Linked DNA regions of Homo sapiens: all the other regions are linked to region 2. The links are chromatin loops, found by intact Hi-C in ENCODE. Cell type or tissue: GM12878. All regions are shown on one strand. Links, peaks and the distances in the headings refer to the core of each region. The heading gives the core; the rest is flanking DNA. Region 1 has its middle 34 kb from the start of LINC00391. Region 2 overlaps CLDN10-AS1 (CLDN10 antisense RNA 1). Region 3 overlaps ABCC4 (ATP binding cassette subfamily C member 4 (PEL blood group)).

Region 1 (5,468 bases), core at 142-5,141, 800 kb before region 2:
ATCTCTATAAAAAATTAAAAATTAGCTGGATATGCTGTTGCACACCTGTAGTTCCAGCTACTTGGGAGGCTGAGGTGGGAGGATTGCTTGAACCCAGGAAGTTGAGGCTGCAGGTTGTACTGAGGTTGTACCACTGCTCTCCAGCCTGGGCAACAGTGTCTCAAAAAGCCCCAAAAGAATGCTAGACTCTTTCTCAGCTATAAAGAACTAAGCAACCAAAATGGATAATACTTTTAGAGAAAATAATAACTTGAGAATCATGTATATACAAAAACGAAGATTTTTTTCATATTGCTTATAGCTCTAGCAATATGAGTAGTTTCTAGTTGAGAATCCAGTATCAAATTCTGACTGATTTGTGGGGCAGGGACATGTTCTACTTAAGTGATCCATTACTAAATGTTGGATCACAGTCGTTGCTCTAAGAACAATTTCAGAACAGTCAGATATGAAATAAAGAGGATGATTGTACAACAGTTTAGATGGGATATTGGCATGAGTTTACTAGAGAATGGTTCAGTTTCACCTCTTTTTAGCTTTGCAACTATGTGACTAGAGTTATAATCCAGATATTATTAAACAGTTGTAATAGTACATACTTTCCCCTTTTTTTATAATGTCAAAACCAATTGTCAGATAAATAACACTCTCAAATCTAGTCCATTTTTACGGAATAATGGCCTTGTCATTGATTCTACTCTATTTTATAGCATTTAATTAAAACCACAAGCTTATACAGTGAGAGGTAGAAATGTATGTATCTAAAAAGTCTCAACACACCTTTACTTCAATTCTCTTGTTTTTAGCTATCAGCCTGTATTTAATCTAATACTTTAAGGGAATATTAGTAAAGAAAAATTGTTGAAACATGTCATATAATAATTGCTGAAGTTATTTTTTACTATTCTCTATAGTTTTTTTTTTTTTTTTTTTTTTGAGACAGAGTCTCGCTCTGTCGCCCAGGCTGGAGTGCAGTGGCTCGATCTCGGCTCACTGCAAGCTCCGCCTCCCGGGTTCACGCCATTCTCCTGCCTCAGCCTCCTGAGTAGCTGGGACTTCAGGCACCCACCACCAGGCCCGGCTAATTTTTTGTATTTTTTAGTAGAGACGGGGTTTCACCGTGTTAGCCAGGATGGTCTCGATCTCCTGACCTCATGATCCACCTGCCCCGGCCTCTCAAAGTGCTGGGATTACAGGCATGAGCCATCGCGCCTGGCCTATAGTTTTTATTTATATATATGTAACAGAAGATGGTACTTACACTTGGCAGTAGGTACAGCAACATATACTGTTAAGATTAGATTATGTTCAGGCCACAATCTGCAGTTTATATGCAAAATCCCAAACCTGTTCTTTTATTTTCCATTATAATGCTTTAAATGTGGCACAAAGGCAATATTTTTCCAAATATTCATACCAAAAGCAAATCACAGTAAAATGCAGTGATAGTATGGCTTTTATTCACTGGCAATCTGATTCAAAATTCCAAAACAAACTCGAAAAAAAGTGCATTTGCTTACTTAGCAAAAGTTGCCTAATTTCTTGAATATTGCTTTCTTCCCATTTTATAAAAACAATTTTGGAGCCTTTAGGGTCTTTTAGCTAATCGTAAAATGATCTCTGGACAGAAAAAATTCAACCGCAAATAGAGGCAAAAAAAAATCTTCAAAACAACACGTTCATCTTCACATTTTTTAAGTAGACAGTTTGGCTTTTTATAAAATAACCTCAAAGCAAATTATCAAACCTTGTGAGGTGTGCTGGAAGGCATGACTGTGGTCTGCCCCTCCCAGACACACTGACGGGTGGCCTGGCATCTCAGGAACGCTGACAAGGCCTGGCCTGACAGTTTCTGAGTTTGTGTCTTTGTCATGACAATAAGCCACATTTTGCACAAGTTCTAAGTAGCAGAAGATAAATGGGAGCCTGCCTTCAGCAGTTGTGGGCAACCTGAAAGACATGTCCTTTGAACTTCGCTTTGTAACTTTTAACATCCATTGTTTTTTTTTTAGTTAGTATGTCCAAGGGTAAAATTAGGTAAAACACTTGACAGAGCTTGTCCAAGGAAGTTGAGTACCATTGACTTAAGTATTTTTTTAAAAAAATCAATAGCTGAGATATCTGCTTGTGTCAGATGTAAGAAACTCAGAGGAAGTGTGTGTGTGTGTGTGTGTGTGTGTGAGAGAGAGAGAGAGAGAAAGGAGAGAGAGAGGGATGAGAGAGAGAGAGAGAGATCAACTTTTTATATGTACCCATCTACATTTAGCAGATAAGTAATTGGAGATAATTCTTGAATCTCATGGGAAGGATGCATTTTCTTTGCAAACTGTCAAATAAATTTAATGTGACTGGTGATATTGTTTTTGCTGAAATGGAATGACTACTTGCAACATGAATACGTGCTGTCTTCTCTGTTTTAACTTAATTTTTTTATTAGCAGTACATTCACACAGTTCAAAAATAAACAAGCAATATATGACATATAATGAAGTCTTGTTTCTGTTTCTCTCCACTCTATTCCCAACCCCTCTTCCATGCCTCTTTTATTTTCTTCCAGAGTTTTGAAGGTTTTCTTTATATTTCAAAATACCCTATCAGCATTTTTGAAAATACACATGGGTGAAAAGAAATTTGAAAGAAATTGTTAGTAATACAAAGTGAATTTCCTGATTCACAATGTATTTGACTAGCTCTAGTATTTTTACTCTGAAGTTAGGATTCTTTATTAAAATATTTAAAATTATAAGCATGTTTGTGTGAGCTTAAAAGAATTATTTTTCAAGGAAAAGTGAAATGAATAAAGTAGGGGTGGTTTTGCTTGGAAAGTTTTGAAGTGGGATTTCCTCACTAGGTGGCGCTCCTGTGCCTAGAGGTCACAAAGAGAGTTGCCCCGCTATCTGCAGGTGCACAGTTCACCAATTAGCACGCTGCTACTGTGGAGACCTCCAGCATCACACAGAGAGCAAGGCCTCCATATTTTCTCCTCTCTAAAGAATGGTTGTTCCAGTCATATTTCTGGTCTGTGCTATATATGCCCTTCCAAGGGGAGGGAAATTATTACAGTTACCTCTTTAGTCTGGAAGGTACGTTATGCAAGGTATCCAGGCAAGAAAGGGCAACTGTTATTTTGACCTGGAGGGAAAAACCTTGGGAAAATTGAACTTTTTAAATAAAGACGTTATCTATAGCACATGAGTGATTTAGAAGATGCCCTTATCTTTTCTCTGAAGACCTTAGTGTCCATCCAATAGCAAAAAGCTTTTAAACATGCTTTGGTTGTATTATCTTTCTTAGGCAATAACATGGCCTCTCATCTGATTCTCACAACCCTCATGTGCCAAGTAGACCATTACAGGTGTGCAATAAATAATAATCAACACAGGCCTGCCTTTACATTTGGCCGCTCAGCCCTGTCAAAAAGTCAAGAAGATAAAAAATTTTAAACCAAAATAGAGGAAGGTTAGAAATATGCTAATTTTTATTTGATATATTTGATCTTGCAACACTTAATTTTTCATGCACCAATTGTAGGTGAGACATTTATTGCACACCTACTCTATGCCTGGCACTAAGCTGTTTGACATGGATGCAACGATGCATTAGACTAAATTTGTGTTTCAAGCCTGATGGGAAAAGGAACTTCCATTCAGAATTCTCTTAAACTCCCATCCTTATTGAAGAAATTACTCCAACTCAGCTCCATGTGTTTTTATATACCATGTTTCTCTATTTTCTTTCATCTGCATCAATATTTTCCTCAACTTTAACACTTTTAGGGCAACTTTGAACTCAGATTACTTCCTTCAGTAACATACTATATTAATAATTTGTAATTCATAAGTGTTTATATGTCACCTTAACCTGAAGACAACCTCAAGTCATGTGAATGTGAGTTCACTGGCTCCAAATGAATCTGAGTTTTTAAAAATGATGTCTTCTGGGTGTCTTGCACACATAGTGTGACCTCAGATCTCATTGACTGAAATACTGTTTTAATGTTTTACTGGGAGAAACAAAGAAAAGCCTGTTGCAGAGGACCCTTTGGGAAAGATGATATAAGCAGGTTGGAGAGCATCAGCTAGTTCTTGGGGACTCCTCAGATGACAGCTGTGCAGTAGGGACATTGACAACATGAGAAGACCTCTAGCTGGTGCCCAGGGGTGTGGTAACTGTAGATGTGATTGTTTGTACCTCTGGCTTCCAGAGACAATGCCAATGCACACGTGGCCCAGATTCCTGTTTCCCGGTGGGGGAAAATGTGTTTTAAGACCAAAAACAAAAATGAAAAAAAAGGAAAGGAAAATGAAAAAAAATCCAGCATCTCCAACCACTGGATGTTGCTTTCTTATGAAGTCTGTTTCCTGACAGCTCTTCCCCAGCAAGTGGGAGGAAAGTGGAGAAAGGAGGCATTCTGTACACAAATGACCCTAAGGAAGATTCTTACTCCCATGATCAGAGCACATGAGATTATGGGTGCCTGATCTCAGGATGCCATGGGAACCAGGAGAGCACTTAACTCCTGCAGGATCTTAGAGATGCAGGGATACAGTGAGTTGAAGTGCACTATAAGGTCCAAGGCCCTTGAAGTGAAATGCACTCTTGGCTAGCACAGAGAAGGGAAGACACTTGCTGGTTTGGTTTTGTTCTTTATCCATTAAGTCCTCCTCAGTTTGAGGTACCTATATCTAATCAGAACCAAAAGACAAAAGAGAATCATGACAGCCGTCTGATGCTTCTCCATCCTGGTGTTGTGTGCCTTACTCCAATGTGGGTCTAACATAAATGCAAAGAGGGCAGAGGTACACATTTCTGAATTTAAAAGGAAATGGTAACTTAGTAACACAATTGTGTCCACTTTCCCTTTAACCTCTCTACTATTCTACAGCTGTGCACAAGGGTTTTCTCCATTGTATTCCATAGTCCTTAGGAGTGTAGAGTATTGCAATCTTTCCCTACAAATGATTTTCCCCAGCACTTCTTCTTTAACTATATTTCTTTGGGATTGGCTAAATTCAACTGAGTATGCATTCACCAAATAATTCCCTTCATAATATAGCATTCCAATTGCCCATATCAGTTGTCCCAAATAAAAAGAATCACAATGGACATATTACAACAGTTATTTTCTTTGGCTATCAAACCCCAAACATCATATAACCAGATCACATCATAATTGTAATTTATTGGGATGGTTGTCAGGGTGTGGTAGTGGTGATTATAATGAGAGGGAGATATAAAGATGTATCTGATCTCAAGACACAGTTTAGTAGGCAGAAAACACAAGTACTTCAAAAACTAAATAATGACAGACCGTGGTAAAGAACACTGAGTATTCTGGGAGCTCTAAGGAGGACACAGTTGCCCAGAGAAAAAGCCTCACAAAAGGCGGAAGGACTTCACGTGGGCCTCAAGGAATACACACAAATCTCAGTAGACCTGGAGAAACCATTCCACGTGGGTGAATGGTG
Region 2 (5,468 bases), core at 173-5,172:
TGCCACTCCCCTTCTGGGCACTTGTGGTGATAGGACATATGAGGGGAGGAGCTGGTTTGGGAGGCGCAAAGGCATGATAAACTCGATTTTGAATGTGTCAAATATGACTTACAGGCAGGTTGACAGGATAGAGATGGATTGTCGGCATTTGGTTAGACGTGTGTGGAGCTCAAGAGGGGAGCCTGAGCTGGTGTCTTAGTCTGTTCAGGCTGCTATAACAAAATGCCTTAGATCGGGTAACTCATAGACAACAGAAATGTATTTCCCACGGTTCTGGAGGGTGGGAAGTAAGTCCAAGGTCAAGGTGCTGATGGATTTGGTGTCCGGTGAGGGCTGCTTTCTGATTCACAGGTGAGTCTTCTCTCTGTGTCCTCACGTGGTGGCAGAAGTGAGGCAGCTCTCCGGAGCCTTCTGTATAAGGGCACTAATCCCATTAATGGGGGCTCCACCCTCAAGATCTAATCACCTCCCGAAGGCCCCACCTCCCAACGCCATCACCTTGGGCATTTGGATTTCAACGTGTGAATTTTGGAGGGACACAGATATTCAGACCATAGCAGCTGTGGGTGAAGATTCAAAGACTCAGAAACAGATGGGACCTCCCAGGCAGTGTGTGAAGGGCAAGGCTGGAACCCTGAACACCAGTGACAAGTAGGAGATGGAGAGAGAAAGGAGGATGCTACCATGTGGATGAAAAGGGGCTTTAACACATATTGCTCAGGTGGCCTCACTATGAAATAACAGGACAGATGAAGTCACTGAGTCTCGGGGGCACCTTCACAATCTCTCACAGCTGTTAGTGGCAGAGCCAGGTCTCCAAGTTCAGAATTTTTCTCCCTACATTTGTTCACTTATTCATTCAACAGTCACTGATTGTGCTCTTTTCTGTGTGTGTACAGGGTCTTGTGTTCATACCATGAGCAGCATAGCAGGGACCCAAGCAAGACTGGGAGGAGAGGCGGGATGCAGACAAGTTGGGAACCAGCCACGCCTCTCCTCCTAGCAGGGGAGTTGCTCTAATAGGTTTTAATTTTATTCAGCTTTGGTGAGGCCAATAGATCAGATGATGACTCTCACTGAAGAGAGAGTTTCTTACTCTCAGATCTAAGAGAAGTGGGCACGCCACGCCATGCAGGGACACCCGGGGCAGCACGAGGGCTGGTCAAGAGGCAGAGGGAGAAGAGAACGTGGCCAGAGCCCTTATTATGGTTTCCACAGGAAAGAGTGGGCAAGGCAGGGTTAGCTAGCTCAGGACTGGCTAGTTTAAATCATTTCAGCAGGCTCTGGGGCATACAGGCTGTTCCTATTTGTCAGATACCTGGTCCTGGGTGATTAGGGCAGGGGGATAGTGGCCTGGAGTGTGAGAGCCAGATAAGGGAATTGGTTGGGATGCGAGCTCTGGGTTGGTTTTCATTTGAAAAGCATATCACCCGGAGGACTCCTTCCAGGGGGAGGGGGACAGTGAGGGAGACATATTATTGGGTTGCACAGAGCAAGGTGTGTCCTGCAGATGCACGCGGGGCAGATGTTAAAGCATCAGGTTTACAGAAAGGAGAAACATGGTTAATACAGAAGCAGAAAAGGAATGCAAAACAGAGAACAACTGCAAAGGTGCACATGCGGAAACACAGGTTGATGTCCTGCCAACCCTACTGTGGATGGTCTGTGGACCAGCAGCACCTGGGACTTAGAGAGGCAGCGTCTCAACCCCTCACCCCAGACTGAACGAATCTGAATCTGCAACACCCTCAGGTAACCCATATGTATCTTAAGCCATGATAAGTACTGGCATCAGCTGCAGACAGGCCCGTGGACAGATGGAGGAGGAGGAGGAAAACGTGTGGTTCGTTAGGGAGGCTTCTTGGAGGAGTCCTCTAACAATGAAAGCCAGCTTTCATGTGAAAAGAAATGAGATCTTTTGCCTAAAACAGTGGTTCTCAAAATTGGCTGCAAATTGGAATCACCTGTTGTGTTTTAAAAAGCTCTGGAGGCCAGGCACAGTGGCTCATGCCTATAATTCCAGCACTTTGGGAGGCTGAGGCTGGCAGATCACTTGAGTCAGAAGTTCAAGACCAGCCTGGCCAACATGGCAAAACACCATATCAACTAAAATAGAAAAAAAAAATAGCTGGACATGGTGGTGCATGCCTGTAGTCCCAGCTACTTGGGAGGCTGAGGCATGAGAATCGCTTGAGCCCAGGGAGCTGAGGTTGCAGTGAGCCAAGATCGCACCACTGCACTCCAGCCTGGACAACAGAGTGAGACTCTGTCTCAAAAATAAATAAGCAAGTAAATAAATAAATATAAAAAGCACTGATCCCTGCTTCCAAACACTGGAGATTCAGATTTAATTGAGATAAGGCCAGGATGTAGAGCGTTTACAGAACTCCCCAGGTGATTTAAACATACAGCCATGTTAGAGAACCACTGGCCTTTGCCATACGGAAGATATAATGTGCTGTACCAGGACCAGAGAACAGAGAAACAGAGGAATCAGATGGTTTGAGAGCAAGACCAGGAGTGTGCAGGTCTGCCCGGTGGGTGGGGTGAACAGGGAGGGTGCGCCTAGGATCCTTCTCCCCTCCCATCCCCATTTGGCTTCCTGGGCCACGTTCCTCAGCGCTTCGTTGGTTCTTACCCGGATGCTTGTATTCTGCTTCCCCCTAGTGGTGACTTGCAGTATGGCACAGCTGTCGCTGGCGGTTTCATTAAGGTTCCGCGTTCATCACTAACTTGTGACAGTGAGTTACAGCCTGTGGTCTCGACAGGTGGGATCATCCTAAGAATCATGTCCTGTGAGCATCTTCGCCATGTGACTTCAGGAGTTGCTCCCTCACAAGGAGCCTCAGGGAGTTATAGGTCACTGGCCAAGCACTGCCCTGGCACAGGGCTGCAACTGCAGCCTAAGTGGCTTCCTGTGCGTAAGGTTTAAGGAACTTTCATTTTATTAGCCAGTGGTTAAGTGCCTGTGAGAGCAATCATCAGCAGGTGCAGTGGTAGAAGATAACAAGCTTCCTAATAAATAGTGGCCACCGGCCGGGTGCAGTGGCTCATGCCTGTAATCCCAGCACTTTGGGAGGCCGAGGCAGGCAGATCACGAGGTCAGGAGTTCAAGAACAGCCTGGTCAACATGGTGAAACCGTATCTCTACTAAAAATATAAAAATTAGCCGGGTGTGGTGGCGGGTGCCTGTAATCCCAACTACTTGGGAGGCTGAGGCAGGGAAAATTGCTTGAACCTGGGAGGCAGAGGTTGCAGTGACCTGAGATCACACCACTGCACTCCAGTCTGGGTGACAGAGCAAGACTCCATCTCGGGGGGAAAAAAAGTGGCCACCACTTAAATCTTTGTAGCAAGAATGGGTTTTACTTAATTATCACATTTCATTCCAATGACAAGCCTGAAGGTATTAGGATTGTCAAATATTTTTATTGCAAATATGCATTACTAAGGCTATTTTTTAAAAAATACTTCGCTATATAAAGTCATATTCTTCTCTGAGATGGACATTTAGCAAAAATAAAGTCACAGACTTAACATTATAGTCATGAATAAATGTTTTAAAATTATGAGGGAGAAAGAACATTAACTAGAGAAAATGTTGCTACATCACTTTCAAAATAAGCACATATTTTAAACAGACATGGTTTGCAGAAGAGGATTCTCATCTTACAGATAAGAAAACAAACCTGGAGACCTTAAGGAACTTGATCAAGGTCACATAGCCAGTGACAGATGCAGGGTTTGAACCCACATTGGCTGGACAGCACTGTCTGTATGTACAGCTCCTCCCACATCCCCTGCAAGAGTCCAGGGGTTCTCACCTGCTCAAGGGTTTGCAACAGAGACTTCACTTGAATCCCTGATTGAGTCTCTGGTTCCTCCAAGCTCCCCTAGTTCCTCTTTGTATTAGTCCATCTTCACACTGCTAATAAAGACATACCCAAGACTGGGGAATTTATAAAGGAAGGAGGTTTAATGGACTCACAGTTCCACATGGCTAGGGAGGCCTCACAATCATGGTGGAAGGTGAAGGAGGAACGTCACATCCTACATGGTGGCAGGGAAGAGAAAACTTGTGCGGGGGAGCTCCTTCTTATAGAACCATCAGATCTTGTGAGACTCACGATCACAAAAACAGCATGGGAATGACCCGCCCCCATGATTCAATTACCTCCCACCGGGTCCCTCCCACGACACATGGGAATTGTAGGAGCTATAATTCAAAATGAGATTTGAGTGGGGTCACAGCCAAACCATATCTCTCTTCTTTCCAGTTTCACATTGACTCAGACACTTCCTTCGGTAGAGCAGTCTCTGAAGGCCCTGTATTAGAGGAGAATGCCCTTGCCCAATCCTGGCAGAAAACCTCTCTCCACAGCTCACACCCAGAGCTGGGCTCAGGCCAGATGCGGAAGAGAGATAATGAGAGAAATAGGAAGCGTCTGAAGCTGGCAGCCATTGTGGTCCCCTGAGCTGGCTGGTTCCTTTTCTTCTCCCCTGAAGCTCCTGCCCACTGGGAGCCAGCTCCTGTCCACCCTACCCCAGTTTCAAGAGTTCCTAAAACTCTGGTGTGAACCAGAACCACTGGGAAACTTGTTAGAATGCAGATCCCTTGGCTCCACCCTCAAAAATTCTGATTCAGGATAATCAAAAACGGGACCCAGGAATTTGCATTTTAAGCAAACAACCCACGTGAATTCTGCTGCATGGGGTCCTCAGAACACACGTTGAGAAATATTCAATAGACACGCTATTCACATTCAAGAGTACCAATGAAGGCCCATAAGCTATGTTGAAATACTTAGAAGTTATCTATCAAGTGAATAAACTGTCAAATATATATACATAACTACATGGCAGGCTAGAATTCCTGGGCTCTATAGCCCAAGCCAGAAGGTAATGGGACAGCAAGAGCTAACCCCCAGCTGCCATCCTTCCCCTTTGTCTTCCCACTTTATGCCATGAGGAACTTGCTTCTTGAGCAAGAGGACACACCATCCATAAATTCAAGCACAGGCACTCTCCGTCCACCCTGTAACAGCTGCATCTTGACCACCTATTGGGCTAGAATGGACCCCAGAGAGGAAGCTGGCATTGACCCTGGAGGCAGAAAATTCCCAGGCACTCAGAGCATGGCCTAGATGGGGAAGAGTTTCCAGGAGGACGCATGCCCTTGACCTTGCAGACTCATAATTTTAAAACATTTATGACTAACTATAATGTTAAATCTGTGACTCAGTGCGGACCTTGCCTGCACTGAGGGGAAGGGCAGCAGAGGATGGCCGGGGCAGAACCCTCTAAGCTGACATTTCTCCAACATTCATGGGAATAGAAATTTCCTGGGATCTGAATCAGTAGGTCTAGGGCAGGGACCAAGATTCTGCGTTTCTAACAGCCTCCCAGGTAAAGCTGGTGAGGCTGGTCTTCAGACCACAGAATGAAGCAGCAAAGCTGTAAAGCAGGGG
Region 3 (5,468 bases), core at 206-5,205, 200 kb before region 2:
GGTGAAAAGGATGACTGAAACGGCAGAGGTCCTCCATTCTTCTAGATGGGTGATCAAGGCAGAGGTTCCCAGGAGGACCAAGCCCAGACAGAGAGGCAAGGGGCGGTGGCTCACGCCTATAATCCCAACACATTGGGAGGCTGAGGTGGGTGGATTGCATGAGCCAGGGAGTTTGAAAGCAGCCTGTGCAACATGGTAAAACCCTGCCTCTACAAAACAAAAACAAAAATTAGCCAGGCATGGTGGTGCATGCCTATAGTCCCAGCTACTCAGGAAGCTGAGGTGGGAGGATCACCTGAGCCCGAGCACAGGGAGGTTGAGGCTGCAGTGAGCTATGATCGCACCACTTATACTCCAGCCTGAGAGACAGAGCAAGACCCTGTCTCGGAAAAAAAAAAAAAAAAAAAAAAAAAAACACAGACTGACAACAACTCAATGAACTCAGATAATTAGAAATTCTATTAGTCTAATTTCATATGAAACCAAGGTATTTTTTTTTTCCTTCCTCAGAGACCGGAGTGGGAGAGAAACTGTTACAGCCAATCACTTCCTTCCAGGAAAAAAAAAGACGCAAATAACAACACAAAAAAACGTGATCTAATAGACAATCCAGATATAAAGAACACAAACCCTTTTCCCTACAATTTAACCAAATGCTAAAATGCACCAGGAAACACAGGATACTACAGAGATAAAGATTTGGCCAGCAGATTATCAACCCCAGGAAAAGAAATCCATTTCTGTAGCATGCTATGCTGTTGGAGGCACACGTCACACTTCTTAATTCAAGGACAGAAAAGCACAAACTAAAATGCACACTGGAGTATGACTCCCCCTTCTCTATCTGCTAAAGCGCTTCGCATGTGACTTTCAATCTCTAAGCTGGGAATCAATCAGGCAGCCCAGCCTCCTATATTTTCTAGTTGTATTGCTTTGAGCATCAAATTTAACCTCTGTGCACCTCAATTTCTTCAGCTGGAGACAAAGAAAGTGGCTGCACTGTGGCAGAGTGTTTGCAAATGTTAATCATGGTTATGGTAGCATTCTACCTTGTCTTACAGATGGTTGCCTAAAAAGGTAGGAAACTGTTCACGAAAAAGTCTCAACCGGTCCTAGAGTGATCAGAATGACAGCGCTGAAATAAGGAGGGCAGTACCTCTTATTCCAGAGAAGTGGGGAGCAGAGAGGAAGATGGAGTGGAAAGGGGCGAGGCAAGGCCCTCCTGAAATACCTCAACCCAAATCTTCAAGAAATCCCCAAGTCCTCACAGTGCTTTTTGTGGATTTTTGTGGAAACCGGTAAAAGGGGCTGATTTGCTGACCCCAGTGGGTAGAAAACAGAGACTGTCAAGAGAACAGAAGAGAAGGCAGAAAGGGGATGGGGAAGTGGGGTTCGCCATGTTCACGAGCTCCTGGAGCCACAGGGCCCCCCAGGAACAACAGAGCTGAGACTGGGTGGCCTTGTTTCTGGCCCAATTCCCTGGGACCACCACCCTGGAAGGACACTTGAGCCCTACTCAAGGACCCACCACAACATCTCAGCATTGTCGGTCCTTAAATGCCAAGGTTTGTGCTCACCATTTCCATCCTTAAGATTCTCACAGGGAAGAACCCACACAACAGCTTTGTCCCTGCGACTCTGGGTGAGTTTCTGACACTGGCCTGGGCTCCCGTTTTGCCCGTCACCAACTTCTCACAGTATAACTATCCAAGAGAAGTAGCATTTGATGTCAGGGAATCAAAAGGGCTAAGGCTCGGGAGGCCAAGGCAGGTGAATCACTTGTAATCAGGAGTTCGAGACCACCCTGACCAACATAGTGAAACCCCATCTCTACTAACAATACAAAAAATTAACCAGGTGTGGTGGCAGGTGCCTGTAATCCCAGCTACTCAGGAGGCTGAGGTAGGAGGATCACTTGAACCCAGGAGGCAGAGGTTGTGGTACGCCAAGATCATGACACTGCACTCCAGCCTGGGTGACAGAGTGAGACTCCATCTCAAAAAAAAAAAAAAAAAAGGCCTAAGGCTTACTCAGGGTCATCTATGGTTTGCCAAGCAGAGTTCAATCCAATCAACAAAACCCTCACTGCCCACTTTTCCAAAACCTGATATAGTCAGTCACTAGTAGCTGCCATTTGCTGTTTTGCCTTCTATTAAAAAAAAAAAAAAAAAAAAAACCATCCAATTCCCAGAAGTCAAAGGCAATTCCTTCCCTTTTCTGTGTCTGTGAGACGGCTCTCTGTGGGATTCCTTCCTGCTGCACCTCATCCTTCCTGGAAGGGACTCTCAGAAAATGTGCCTCCTCCTTACAGGAAAGGAATTCCTCCCGAGGAACTGTGGACATGAGGCAGCTTTGTGGAATTTCCCTTCCACAGACTTCAGCCTATTTTCTGGGCAAACTTAGCAGAAATGACCAAAATCCACTCGAGAGAGACAGCAACAAGGAGAGGGGAAGAGATCCTATTTTGGCTTCTTCAAATGGACCAATTTTCTCTTTAAAATATTTATTTTAAGGAAAAACAAGGACTACATTATATTTTAAAGGGGGAGAAGGAAGAGGATTTTGAGTTGCTAAGAGAACAGAGCCATCTCTTTTCTTTTAATACTGGATGCTAAGAACTTGCACAGGGTTTTCCCAAAAGCCAGATAGTTCAGGTAATTTGCATGTGGCTGTAAAAGAGAAAGTTCAGGCCAGGCACTGTGGCAACATGGTGAAACCCCATCTCTACTAAAAATACAAAAATTAGCTGGGTGTGGTGGTGCAAGCCTGTAATCCCAGCTACTTGGGAGGCTGAGGCAGGGGAATCACTTGAATCTGGGAGGTGGACGTTGCAGTGAGCCAAGATCACACCACTGCACTCCTGGGCGACAGAGACTCTCTCAAAAAAAAAAAAAAAAAAAAAAAAAGAGAGAGAGAAAGTTGAGAGCATAAGTCTGAGTGATTCTGCCTGAAAGAACAGAACAGCTTACACTGGACAGGCTTTTGCCCAAGACACACCTCATCTGGCATTGAGAAACGAACACCAACAATAATGAGTGACAGAATGTTAAGAACAATAATTATACAGACTTGGACCTCCCAGACTGCTTGTCTGTAGTAATTCAGAAGGAAGCAAAGTATTCTGAAGTGTTTATGAAGATTGGTTCCACATCTGAAGAATTTTAGTAATCTTACCCAAACTCAACCCAAGAAATATGAGGAAAAGAGGGAGTAGTTCTATAATAAGCAGGTGGAATAGAGGGTCAAACTCCTTGGCGAGTTCAGTCTAACAGAGGACACATTACTGCCCTACAAAGCAGCTCTGGAAAATGACAACCAGTGGCACTAACTCCAGGCAATATCTTTGTGAGGCTTGTGGGCTGTAATATAGTCTGCTCAGGCTGCCATAAAAAAAAAATCACAATCAGGCCAGGCACTATGGCTCACACCTGTAATCCCAGCACTTTGGGAGGCCAAGGAGGGCAGATCACCTGAGGTTAGGAGTTCGAGACCAGGCTGGCCAACATGGCAAAACCCCGTCTCTACTAAAAATACAAAAATTACCCGGATGTGGTAGCACGCACCGGTAGTCCCAGCTACTCGTCAGGCTGAGGCAGGAGAATTGCTTGAACCTGGGAGGGGTGGAGGTTGCAGTGGGCTGAGATCACACCACTGTACTCCAGCCTGGACAACAGAGCCACTGCACTCCAGCCTGGGCAACAGAGAGAGACTCCATCTTAAAAAAAAAAAAAAAAAATCCCCGTCTTCAAATACAATCACATTCTGAAGTACTAGAGATCAGGACTCCAACATGCGAACTTTGGGGGGACATAATTCAGCCCGTAATATGGGTGATAAAGGAGCAGGTCCAGACTTAGAGAAACAAGGACTCCCTGGGTCAAGCTCTGGAAGTGAAAGGCTTCTTCAAAGACAGGAAAGTCCCACTGAAGGTGGCTTTGGAAGTGCACCCTTGCAGCACAGCAACCTTCTTGATTTGCTCAAGAGCAGGGGTTCTGACAGGTCTCAAAGCACTTTGTTTAATGAAACAGAATCGAAAATACCAGTGTGTCACATGTTTCCTAAGACAGGACACTGTTTCTTGAAACTTTTACTAAAGTATGTTTTTCTTTTATTTTTTTATTTTTTATTTTTTTTGAGAAGGAGTCTTGCTCTGTCGCCCAGGCTGGAGTGCAGTGGCACAATCTCGACTCACTGCAACCTCTGCCTCCCGGGTTCAAACAATTCTCCTGCCTCAGCCTCCTGAGTAGCTGGGATTACAGGTGCACGCCATCATGCCTGGCTAATTTTTGTATTTTTAGTAGAGACAGGGTTTCACCATGTTGACCAGTCTGCTCTCAAACTCCTGACCTTGTGATCTGCCCACCTTGGCCTCCCAAAGTGCTGGGATTACAGGTGTGAGCCACCGTGTCCAGCCTAAAGTATGTTAAATATGTTATGTGTGAGAGAGAGAAAGAGAATATATCTCTTGGTCATTACATATGTAAAACTTGTAGAACGTGATCAAAATGTTTAAAAACTGGCCAGGCACAGTGGCTCAAGCCTGTATCCCAGCACTTTGGGATCCCAAGGCAGGTGGATCACAAGGTCAGGAATCAAGACCATCCTGGTCAACACAGTGAAACCCCATCTCTACTAAAAATACAAAAAATTAGCCTGGCGCGGTGGCACGCACCTGTAGTCCCAGCTACTTGGGAGGCTGGGGCAGGAGAATCGCTTGAACCTGGGAGGCGGAGGCTGCAGTGAGCTGAGATAGCGCCACTGCACTCCTGCCTGGGCAACAGAGCAAGACTCCAACTCAAAAAAAAAAAAAAAAGTTTAAAAACTGGTCCTGTGGCAGTGGGTCTCAAACATCAGCATGCATCAGAATCACTTGGAGGACTGATTAAAACACAGGCTGCTGCTGATGCTGCTAATCCTAGAGCCACCTTGAAGTTTTTCTGTGGTTTTTTTTTTTTTTTTTTTTTTTTTTTTGAGACAGGGTCTTGCTGTCTCCCAGGCTGGAGTGCAGTGGTGCAATGATACCTCACTGCAGCCTTGAACTCCTGGGCTCAAGCAATGCCCCCATCTCAGCCTCCCAAGCAACTAGGACTGTAGCTAGCTCCTAACTCATTCCCTCCATTCCTGCCCTCCCCTAACTTTATATTGCAGCCAGAAGGATATTTTTTCTGAAGAGCATCTCATGCTGAGTGGCAGCAGAATGCAGAGATTAAGAGAGGGGGCCAGGCACAGTGGCTCACACCTCTAATCCCAGCACTTTGGGAGGCCGAGGTGGGTGGATCACCCGAGGTCAGGAGTTCAAGACCAGCCTAGCCAACATGGAGAAACCCCGTCTCTATGGGCGTGGTGGTGCATACCTGTAATCCCAGCTACTAGGGAGGCTGAGGCAGGAGAATCACTTGAACCCAGGAGGCAGAGGTTGCCGTGAGCCGAGATCTCGTCATTGCACTCCAGCCTGGGCAACAAGAGCG

The links. Peaks named below come from ENCODE experiments on the same cell type or tissue, not always from the same donor. Only the 100,000 strongest peaks of a DNase experiment are listed, where the experiment ranks them.
Region 1: it touches region 2 in a loop (9-fold over the local background); 16 of 110 quality-filtered maps call a loop at or near these places.
Region 3: a loop joins it to region 2, with 3 times the contacts of the local background. A loop is called at or near these places in 14 of 110 quality-filtered maps.

What each region holds. Positions count from the first base shown.
Region 1 is chr13:94,672,211-94,677,678 of GRCh38, forward strand. No RefSeq gene overlaps it. Among named protein-coding and RNA genes, the nearest start is that of LINC00391, 34 kb to the right of the region's middle. In GM12878, for the core only: a CTCF peak has its summit at 2,857 (motif pointing right); no DNase peak of the experiment used is centred there; H3K27me3 peaks cover 269 bases.
Region 2 is chr13:95,476,035-95,481,502 of GRCh38, forward strand. It overlaps CLDN10-AS1 (CLDN10 antisense RNA 1), which reads right to left. Exons shown (of 4, transcript NR_046533.1): 4 at 3,410-3,928. It also overlaps a transcript of CLDN10 not described here. Among named protein-coding and RNA genes, the nearest start is that of CLDN10-AS1, 55 kb to the right of the region's middle. RefSeq lists enhancers at 2,574-2,933, 4,272-4,351. In GM12878, for the core only: a CTCF peak has its summit at 2,668 (motif pointing left); DNase peaks (open chromatin) are centred at 2,687, 3,837 and 4,277; H3K4me3 peaks cover 553 bases; H3K27ac peaks cover 1,208 bases.
Region 3 is chr13:95,278,419-95,283,886 of GRCh38, forward strand. The region is part of intron 1 of ABCC4 (ATP binding cassette subfamily C member 4 (PEL blood group)); the gene reads right to left. It overlaps LOC124903192 (a long non-coding RNA gene), which reads left to right. Exons shown (of 2, transcript XR_007063838.1): 2 at 511-3,016. Among named protein-coding and RNA genes, the nearest start is that of ABCC4, 20 kb to the right of the region's middle. RefSeq lists an enhancer at 3,787-3,836. In GM12878, for the core only: no CTCF peak of the experiment used is centred there; a DNase peak (open chromatin) is centred at 2,652; H3K4me3 peaks cover 557 bases; H3K27ac peaks cover 2,995 bases.